2 separate regions of the Homo sapiens genome follow, and region 1 is linked to region 2. Evidence: read pairs that join two places in POLR2A ChIA-PET (ENCODE). Cell type or tissue: OCI-LY7. All regions are shown on one strand. Each heading gives the region's core, and the rest is flanking DNA. Links, peaks and the distances in the headings are about the cores only.

Evidence for each region. ChIA-PET counts read pairs that join two places held together with the same protein. Peaks named below come from ENCODE experiments on the same cell type or tissue, not always from the same donor. Only the 100,000 strongest peaks of a DNase experiment are listed, where the experiment ranks them.
Region 1: POLR2A ChIA-PET joins it to region 2 with 10 read pairs; 5 of 35 experiments call an interaction of 5 or more read pairs at or near these places.

Annotation. Positions count from the first base shown.
Region 1 is chr9:71,619,715-71,625,102 of GRCh38, reverse strand. No RefSeq gene overlaps it. Among named protein-coding and RNA genes, the nearest start is that of CEMIP2, 150 kb to the left of the region's middle. In OCI-LY7, for the core only: no CTCF peak of the experiment used is centred there; no DNase peak of the experiment used is centred there.
Region 2 is chr9:71,771,962-71,777,349 of GRCh38, reverse strand. No RefSeq gene overlaps it. Among named protein-coding and RNA genes, the nearest start is that of CEMIP2, 6.1 kb to the right of the region's middle. In OCI-LY7, for the core only: no CTCF peak of the experiment used is centred there; a DNase peak (open chromatin) is centred at 2,129.

The sequences.
Region 1 (5,388 bases), core at 127-5,126, 150 kb after region 2:
ACAACTATCCTTCACCTTCTTTCTAAAGGGGAGAATCAAAATCTCACCAATCACCGCAAACATCCGGATGTACCTTTATCCTCTAGTTTAGCAGTTGGCAAATTACAGCTTTTAGGCCAAATCCAGCCTACTGCTCATTTTTGAAAAATAAATGTATATTGAAATTGTTTATTTGTTTACATGTTGTCTTTGGCTGCTTTTGTACCCCAGTGGCAGATCTGAGTAATTGCTGCAGTTTCCTTATGACACACAAAGCCTAAAAAAGCCTAAAATTAAAATGTTCACTGTTGGGTCCTTTACAGAAAAAGTTCATTGACTCCTTTTCTCTCTTTCTCTCTTTCTCTCTCTCTTTCTTTCTTTCTTTCTTTCTTTCTTTCTTTCTTTCTTTCTTTCTTTCTTTCTTTCTTTCTTTTTTTCTCTCTCTCTCTCTCTGTCTGTCTCTCTCTCTTTCTTTCTTTGATGGAGTCTCACACTGTCGTCTGGGCTGGAGTGTGGTGGTGCAATCTCCGCTCACTGCAACCTCTGCCTCCCGGGTTCACGTGATTCTCCCCCCTCAGCCTCCCGAGTAACTGAGATTACAGGCGCCTGCCACCACACCCGGCTAATTTTTTGTATTTTTAGTGGAGACAGGGGTTTCACTATGCTGGCCAGGCTGGTCTCGAATGCCTGACCTCATGATCCACCTGCCTCAGCCTCCCAAAGTGCTGGGATTACAGGCGTGAGCCACCGTGCCCAGCCTCATTGACTCCTTTTCTAGTTGATCATAATTCTGTTTTACTATACCACAATTAGATTGTTTCATCATTATCACACCATATGTGAAATAATAGAGAACAAGGAATTAACAAAAGATGAGTTAATATCTTTGAGCAAGGAAGAAATATGAGTATATATTATACTAATCATTTCTACACTGTCCTCACCCCTCATTCCGTGCTCCCTTTACCCCCAGTTAGGGTATAAGACCCTGGTGAGATAGCTCATAGTTTTATTCCCATGGATGTGACTTCAGAGGTCCTGCCCTTGTACAGCTGCTGAGGTTGCTCCTTGACTATTGCCTTTGAACAGTACTAGGAGAGGATCCAGAGCAATCACTGGCATACAGATATATGCTTTTCTGCTTACACTGTGGAGCTCAGGGCTCCTTTCCTCTATTATGATCAGTCACCTTAACCAATGAAGTATTACCCAGCCCTTTACAGGAAACATTTAGGAGACTGAGGAGCTCAAAATGCCAGGTGGCATTCTTACCTTCTAGATCAATAAAACTATTATTTCATCAGCTAAAGTTGTCCTTCCCTTAGATGCTAAGACCTCTAAACAAGCAGAGCCCCAAATAATGGAAAACATAAATTTTGTCAAGAGTTTATGAGTAGTAACATTGAGAAATGCTATTCCAAATTTCACTCCCTTGATCTTTGTTATGGGCTAGATTGTGGTCCTCTCCACATTCGTATGTTGAAGTCCTAACCCCCAAAACCCTAGAATGTGACTATATTTAGAAATAGGACCTTTACAGAGATAATCAGGTTAAAATAAAGTCATTAAGGTGGGCCCTAATCTAATTCTCTCTTTGTTAGAGGAGGAAATTTGGACACAGACAGGTACAGAAGGAAGTCACTCTATAAACCAAAGAGAGACGCCTGAAACAGTTCCTTCCCTCATGGCCCTCAGAAGAAACCAACCCTGCCAACACCTCCATCTTGGACTTCTAGCTCCACACTATGAGAAAATAGATTTCTATTGTTTAAGCCACTCAGTCTGTGGAACTTATGACAGCGCTAGCAAACTAGTCCAGTCATGGACCCATATATTTTGGCTATGGAGACACAGCATGCATATATTGTTTAGAACTAACTATAGAATAGCAATCCAGGTGTTTCCCTCACCATGGCATTCATAGGATGAAATGAATGATGGTCCCGAATGAGAATTGTCCAAATTATTCAGATAAACATCATGGAGCAGAATACATAAGTAACTAAGTAAAACATAACATAAAATTCCAAAATACTCAACGGGAAATGACTAGAAATATAGGCTTTCAAGAGTTGGTATCTTTTAGCTATATTTGCAGATATTCTGGGATTTTAAGGAACTGAGAAAATAGCAAAGTTGACTAAATTTTGTATTTCTTCTAAATATTTTGATAATTTCTGGATTGATGTGGTGATGTTTTTGTTCCTTCCGTACTTATAAATGAAATACCTTTTTAAAGTGTTTCTAAACCTAAAATCTACTTGGTTTGAAATCAAGTGGTTGGAATGCTGTTTGACTTTTATTTGAAGCATGTTGTTGATTGAAAGTTTCATTGAGGAACTTTTCAGTCTGTGTGCTCAGTTTGCTTCTGTAATGAGCACAGCGCCTAATATTTTGAGGTGCTCTGTTTTGAAGACCAATGCTCAAGGTGGACTTTGCTCATAAACAATATCCCAATAGATTTGTTGACTTGAGATCTGTTTTTTTTCCTAATAGAATTAAGAATTGTAATATTGAAAAACTGCACAGATTTGTGTGGGACAAAGCCTAGAAAACAGAAATGTAGATTGAATCATAATCTAAATCATGGTATGATAGACGTAGGAAAGTTTTGATGCCGTAATTTCTCCTTTCACTGGTGTTGGCATTAAATCTGTTGAAATGCATTTCTGTACCACAATTTGTGCTTCAATAAAAGTTTAATTGTCTAGTGACATTCAAAAAAAAAACAAAACAGTAGCAATCCAAACTCCTAGCTGTGGTTATGAGTTTTTGGTAGGCAATTCCAGTATTCAACAGAGTCAACTGCTTTTGAGTGATGGAGAACATCATTAAGATCAGTGTCTTTTGTAACACTGGCTTTAGTTTCTTTGCTACAAAAATGAGGTCATTGGTCAGAAGCAATATTTTATGGTCTACTTTAATGGAGAGTCCAAGGATGGGGATGTTGGCATAAGCTGGCAGGAAAGGCAATTCATATCCAGGATAAATGTCTATTCCCTAGCAGTGGTTTTTGTGATTGGAAGTTTGGGCAATCATCAGTGGTATTAGCTAGATAAGCTTTGGTGCCATTCTGCCAGTGCATTTTTTCAGTCCTGCCAGTATCATTACTTAATAAATGAGTCTATTGAGAAATCCTTAAGCAACTGGATAAAGATACCAATTGACATAAACAGAGAAAGTCATCTTCTCAACATGATTATTGATAAACTCTCTGAAGTGGGGACATTGGATGAGCATTTGTATACAAACATATTAATACTTGATTAATTCTGAAAATCTCACACACATATTTCATCCCTGGCACTTTGTCATAAATCCAAGTCCATGACTATCCAGACCAACCATTAGCCACTCCCTTCTGGGAGTAATTGTAGATCTGAGTCTGCCACCATTTCTCCTGCTGTCCTTTATGGTCACTCCCGATTAAGGTCGCTCCTGCTTAAGGCTGTCATGTCTCTTGCTGTCATTAGGCAGTAGTCTGTTTATGGCCTGTGCCAAGATATTGAACAAGACCATCTGTAAGCCAAATATTTTTCCCCTTCTTTAATCAACTTCTGAAAGGTAACTTCCCATCAGGTCATACATGTGGCAGTACAGCAGAAGTAGACCTACCAGGAGTATGTATCTAACAGTACATGCTCATGCAAACTATTTGTGCTTTCACGACTTACTTGAGCCTGGTATTAAATATAAAACTTCACTGGTTATGAGGTGCTTCTGGGCAGCAGTTTATGGGTTGGTGGCTCAATCCCAGTTTATCACGTGCATCTCAGATCTCATGGTCACTTTGTGTCCCTTTGTCCATCTTTTCAGGGCTTAGGAGCAAGTTGGAAACTATTTTTTAGAGCCGTGTTTTGCTAAAGAGGTAATGGTTATTTTTTAAATTCCAAGGGACTTTTGCTGTGATCCTCCTGTCCAGTCTTGTCACAATGATCAAATAACATCTGATTTGTGACAGATACCTTAACCATCATTGAATTTGCTGGATTATAAAGGCCAATTGGCAGAATTGTTTGCCCTGCAGCTAGAGAACTGGGAGCCTTTTCATGCTTCTGGGCCCCTATTCAAAGCTGGCAGCCTTACAAACTACTCAGTGAGTGATTGGAAGCAACAAGCCAACATGTAGTGTATGTTAACCCACCAATTGTCCCAAAGCATCAAGCCTGCCAGAAACTTCACTGAGTGGCTAATGATTGGTCTGGATAGTCATGAACTTGGATTGATGACAGAGTGCCAAGGAAGAAGTATGTGTGTGAGATTTTCAGAAACTTCTGAATATCCATGGAATTCATCTCCTACACTCCAGCATGCATGTGTCTTATCACGATACCTAAAGTACCTGCTCCTTTCCATTTACAAGGTCCTGTCACCATCATTTCATTCAAGTAGTGGACTGGCATGATGTCTTATGGAGTAGTGAAATAGTCATGTCTCTGCAGAGTAAATTGTGGCAAAAAACCATAGATTAGATAGAGCCCTGTGGCAAAAGGATATAGGGAATCTGCCAACCCTACTAGGAGAAAACAGCTTCTGGAATTTCATAATGGAAAAGAGAAAAAGCGTTTCCCAGACTGCATATTTATTATATGCTAAGTGCTGTGTGACTATTCCAGTAAATAGTCTAAAATGGAAAAAGCAGCAGCAATTGGAATTAACATCAGATTAAGTTTACAATCTGTTATTCACCGGGAAACAGCTGTTTTCTACAAGAGTTAAACAGGCAAGCTAAATGGAGACATAATGGTATTGCCATCTTGCTTACCAATTCTCTTATAGATGTGACATTTTTAAGTTTATTAAGTTGAAAGTATTTTTAAACATTATTTTTTGAGACAGAGTCTTGCTGGATCACTCAGGATAGGATGTAGTGGCTCAATCATGCTCACTGCAGCCTCAACCTCCTGAGCTCAAGTGATCCTCCTGCCTCAGCCTCCTGAGTAGCTTGGACTACAGGGCCATGCCACCATGCCTGGCTAATTATTTATTTATTTATTTATTTATTTATTTATTTTATTTTTAGTAAAGATGCTGTCTTGTTATGTTTCCCAGCCTGATCTCGAATTCCTGACCTAAGGGATCCTCCCAACTCTGTCTCCCAAAGTGCTGGTACTACAGGTGTGAATCGCCATTCCTGGCCTTGAAAGTCTTTACTCAATGGGTAAGGAAGTCAGTTGGAGTGCAGTTTAGATCAGTTTCCAGATGTATTTATTTCAGTTGTAAACTCAAGGATCATGGAAATGACCACAAAGTGAATTTAAAGAAACTGTGATATGATTCAATAAAAAATGAGCTTATCATCTGATCCACATAAGCTCCCACTAAGGCGAGTAGATGACAATGGTGTCCCAGACTCCCAGAGATTAGCATTAGGATTATTCAATCCCCAAAGGGTTGAGGATTTTCCTT
Region 2 (5,388 bases), core at 117-5,116:
GTATAATTGACAAAAGTTGTGTATTCAAGGATACAATGTGATGATTTGATATATGATACATTTTGAAATGATTACCACAATCAAATTAATCAACATATCTATCATATATGTCATAATCCAGTAATCCTGTTTATCTTTCAAAATAGTCTCATGTTCATCCCTTACTTTTTAAAAATTTTAGACATGGGGTCTTGCTTTGTTGCTCAGGCTGGAGTGCCATGGTGCTATCACAGCTCACTGCAACTTTGAATTCCTGGGCTCAGCCTCTCAAGTAGCTATACTACAGGTGTGCACCACCAAACCTAGCTAATTTTTTAGAGTCAGATTCTCGCTTTATTGCCCAGGCTGGTCTTCAACTCCTGGCCTCAAGTGATCCTTCTGTGTTGGCCTCCCAAAGTGCTGGGATTACAGGTGTGAGCCACTGTGCCCAGCTCATGTTCATTTCTTTAGAGAGAAGTGTAGAAATTGTCCAAAAAAAGATTTGTGTAATTGAGCTGGATTGATGATAACTTTTGACATGTTGTTAATTGTGTATTTTCAAATCCATGGTGAGCTCAAGTTTCCTAAAGAGCTCCTTTGTCATCCAGGTGGCCCAGAGGCTTCGCAGGGATTTATTTATTTTTTCTTGTACTTTAGTAAGTTTGTAATAATAACTATGGAAAATTTAGAAAGCTTTGATATAATATACTTTGGGGGAATTTTGACAGCTATGTATTTATGCATGTAAGGTACTCCTAATCTTGCTTTTCCTTTCTGATTATGTGCCTTTGAAGATTACACAGGATCCTGTCTTTCTAGGCAGAACAGGTTAATACTTCTTTGCTGGTTGCCTGGAAGGAACAGGAAGGAAGAGATAAAACCTTGGAGATAATGCATGATTTCAGGATGTTGGTATTATTTCAAATTAAAGTCTATATTCATAACCAGGTTTCTCAATTCTTATGCAAATTCACTATATCAACTCTTCTGGTACATATCCATATGTGAATATAATGAAAATACACTACATTTCTTGTGTGTATTTCTTCAGTTTACACAGATCATGTAATCCTCATCCAGCAAATTTATAAGATATTAGTGGTAATACTGCATATATTGTAGACATGCTATGAGCAAATCTTTTTTTTTTCTTTTTTTTAGACAGTCTTGCTCTGTCACCCAGGCTGGAGGGCAGTGGCACCATCACGGCACACTGAAGCCTTGACCTCTGGGCTCAAGCAGTTCTCCCACATCACCCTCCTGAGTATGTGGGACTACAGGCACACACCACCAAATTTGACCCAGAAAATCTTTTTTCTTTTTTTTTTTTTTGGAGACAGAGTTTCACTCTTGTTGCCCAGGCTGAAGTGCAACGGCTTGATTTTGGCTCACTGCAACCTCCGCCCCCCAGGTTCAAGTGATTCTCCTGCCTCAGCCTCCTGAGTAGCTGGGTTACAGGCGTGTGCCACCATGCCCAGCTAATTTTTGTATTTTTAGTAGAGACGGGGTTTTACCATGCTGGCCAGGCTGATCTCGAACTACTGACCTCAGGTGATCCACCGGCCTTGGCATCCCAAAGTGCTGGGATTATAGGCATGAGCCACCGCACCTGGCCTCAACACAGGAAATCTTAATCCACAATAAATTACAGAAGCAACTTCATTCTAGCTAAGTGACTTCAGGCAACTCATTTCTCTTTTCAGAGACAGTGTCCTCAATTGTGACATGAGAATTAGGGGAATGTTTTTGGGTCTGGGTGCCAGCAGCAAAGCACAACCACTTACATAAAGATGGCTACAGAGCCCCCCCCCCAAAAAAAATACCAAGTTTATATAACTTACTATGCAACAGTGAAATTTATGCCAATTTTGAAGATGTTAGATGGGAATCAGGATGGGATATCACTTTTTTCCAGAAAGTGAAAGTTATGTTTTTGAATGAGAAAAAGAAAAATTTAATTCCCACCGATTTAATAGAATTTAAAATAAAATAATTAAATGTTTTTCCCTTCTCTGACAAGACTGCATCAGAAATTTGGCTATACTGGAACAGAATTGCTTACATCATAATTTAAAGCAAGTGTCCAGAGAGTTTGACAGGAAACATGCAGCCTTCATTGCGAGCCTATGAAGTGTGAGAATGAGGCTGGTTGGACGGAAGGAAATAAAGAAAGCACAGATGGTTTTGTAGACACGCAGCTGTTACCACAGCAAAGAAAGGTCACACTAACATTCTGTAATGTTATTGCAAGGGGTCAATGGGAGGAAAATTTTTCTAAGACTTTTAATTAAGGTGTGGATGGCAAACAGTGTATCAACACCTTACTAGTGAGGCATTAGTCACCTGCACATCAGTCTACACATGTACACTGAGTGCAAAAGGAGCAAATATGAACAGAAAAACATGATTTAAAGATGACCTAGGCAGGGTGTGGTGGCTCACCCCTGTAACCCTAATCCTTTGAGAGGCCGAGGCAGGTGGATCGCTTGAGATCAGGCATTGGAGACCAGCCTGGGCAACACGGTGAAAACCCGTCTCTACAAAAAATACAAACATTGGCTGGGTGTGGTGGCTCATGGCTGTAATCCCAGCACTTTGGGAGGCTGAGGTGGTGGATCACCTGAGGTTAGGAGTTTGAAACCAGCCTGGCTAACATGGTGAAACCCCGTCTCTACTAAAAATACAAAAAATTAGCTGGGCATGGTGGCAGGCACCTGTAATCCCAGCTACTCGGGAGGCTGAGGCATGAGAATCACTTGAACCCAGGAGGCAGAGGTTGCAGTGAGCTGAGAGCATGCCATTGAACTCCAGCCTGGGCAACAAGAGCGAAACTCCGTCTCAAAAAAAAATAAATAAATAAAATTAGCCAGGTGTGGTGGTGCACACTTGTAGCCCCAGCTACTCGGGAGGCTGCGGTAGGAGGATCAAGCTGTAGTCCCAGCTACTAGGGAGGCTGAGGTGGGAGGATCACTTGAGCCTGGGAGACTGAAGCTGCAGTGAGCTGTGATTGTGCCACTGCACTCCAGCCTGGGTGACAGAGCAAGACCCTGTCTCAAAAACAAAACAAAACAAGACAATACAAAACGCTATCTATTCAGACCCTTATAGAATAAAGCACAGTTTGAAGGAATTAATTTCTAACAGCCTGGGGGAAAACAGAAAGGGGAAGAGTGGGTGATGGTGAAGTGAGGTTCTGTCTTAGTTTGGAGCAGGAGAGTGCAAAACAAGCAGAAACCTGGAGCTGCAGAACACAGAGGTGCACAGACTCTTTCCATATCACGGTGTTTGGTCCCCTCCTCTCTCCTAAAGCCTCTGCTGACTCCTTTGTTGCCCACTCAGGGGGCAGTATCACTCATCAAACACTGTGCTAGGCCCTGAGGATTTGAAGTTGAATAAGGCTGTATCTTCAATCTCTAAATCTTCAGGTGCCCAGTCTACCAGCTGTAGGGAAGTAGGCAGGATGGGAAGGGCTGTGAATAAAACCCGCTAAATAACTGCAATGCGGTGTGGTCAGGGTTGCGGCAGGTGTGCGTATGGAGCCATCGGAGCCAAGGGGAGGCCATGATGACTGGCCTTGGAATGTTTCACAGAGAAGGTGAATGTGTGTGTGTGTGTATGTGTGTGTGCATGTATATATAAATATATATACATATATACACGTTAGGGACATTGACCCTCCCATACCCAGCCAGCTTCCATGGATAGATGTGGGGGTCAGTGCCCTTAACCCTCGTGTTGTTTAAGCATCCACAGACATTTAATATAGTCCTTCGGAGATGCAACGACATGTGTGGTGAGGGGTTAGGGCCATCAGGGTACAGGAAGGAGAGGCCTGGCATTTGTCTGGAGTGTGGCTGCTGTTTCTCATCATTAAAAAGAAAGTTCCAGCTTCCTTTAGGTAGTGCTTATTGTATTTATCTCATGGCCTTCACCTATGACCTGGACCCCAAGAGCACTCCATTTCCTATCTCCACCTCAAAGTCTTCGCAAGTGTAACCTAATATAACATTCCAATTTATCCTTGCTACTTAGGAGGCTGAGGCGGGAGTATCACTTGAACTGAAGAGTTTGAGCCCACCCTGGGCAACATAGTGACACGCTATCTCCCCTTGTCCCCCCAGATTTACAATTTAGCCAATCATGGAGGGTAAAGGAGAGATGACAGGAGGCACCAATAACAGAATGTGCTGAGCATTAATGAGAAGTGCAGTGAAGCCCCTTACAGCATTGCCATACTTAATTCTTATAATAACTGCATGGTCTAGGTACTACTATTATTCCCTTTTAAAATGAAAAATGGAGGCGCCTCAGAGAGGCTGAGCATCTGGTTGTGCTAGTGAGCTACAGCACGTGATCTGACTAAAGAGTCTCAGGTCTTAGCCAGTGTATTACCCTGTGTGAATGCACAGTTACAACCAGGAAAAAAATGCAAAATGTGGGCATCCCACTCACTGTGGGGCGTTCTCTCCTTATTTGGAAGAAATAGCACAATGGTGAGGATGTCACATACATGTAAGTGGGTGTGTTAGTCTGTTCTTGCATTGACAAAAGAGGTTTAATTGACCTCGATTCTGCAGGCTGTACAGAAAGCATGATTCTGGCATCTGCTCAGCTTCTAAGGAGGCCTCAGGAAACTTAAAATCATGCAGGGGAGGGAGGGTGGGGGCAAAGTGGGAGCAGGCACGTTACATGGCCAGAGCAGGAGCAAGATAGCGAGGGAGGAGGTGCCACACACATTTAAACGATCAGAACTCTCAAGAACTCACTCACTATCCCATGGACAGTACCAAGAGGATGGTACTAAACCATTCATGAGTAATCTGCCCTCATGATCCAGTCACCTCCCATCAGACCTCACCTCCAATGCTGGGGATTACAATTCAGCATGAAATTTGGGTGGGGACACAGATCCACACCATATCAGTGAGTGACATGGAGATGCACTGCCCAGATTTGCTTGCAAAGAAGGACTTGCTGCCGAGCTCTGGGTGCTGTCAGCAACTGGCCCTTTTGGAGACTGCCTCAGCTGCAGGGTCGCCTTGACCAAGGTCATGTCACGTCCCAGGATGAACGACATCCAATGACTGATTCAGGAGGGTATCTAATGGTCCAGTCATTTAGGCTCAATAATTCCAATGGGCCATCTCTCAGATCCCCCAGTGGGATCAATGAAGGCCATTGGGTACACCCCAGCTACTCCCTTTGCCCATGCTGCTTCCTGCCTGTCCCCCACAGGTGAAACATCTTGTCAGTGTCTCAGAGCCTGCTTCCCTGAGAACTCAATCTGTGACATCAGTCCCATTGATCAGAGAAGTCTGTGTCCTCTTACTTTGTTGGTTTCCTTCATAGCTTCCTTTCACATCAGTTTCCTTTGATTTTTTTTTTTTTTGAGACGGAGTCTCCCTCTTT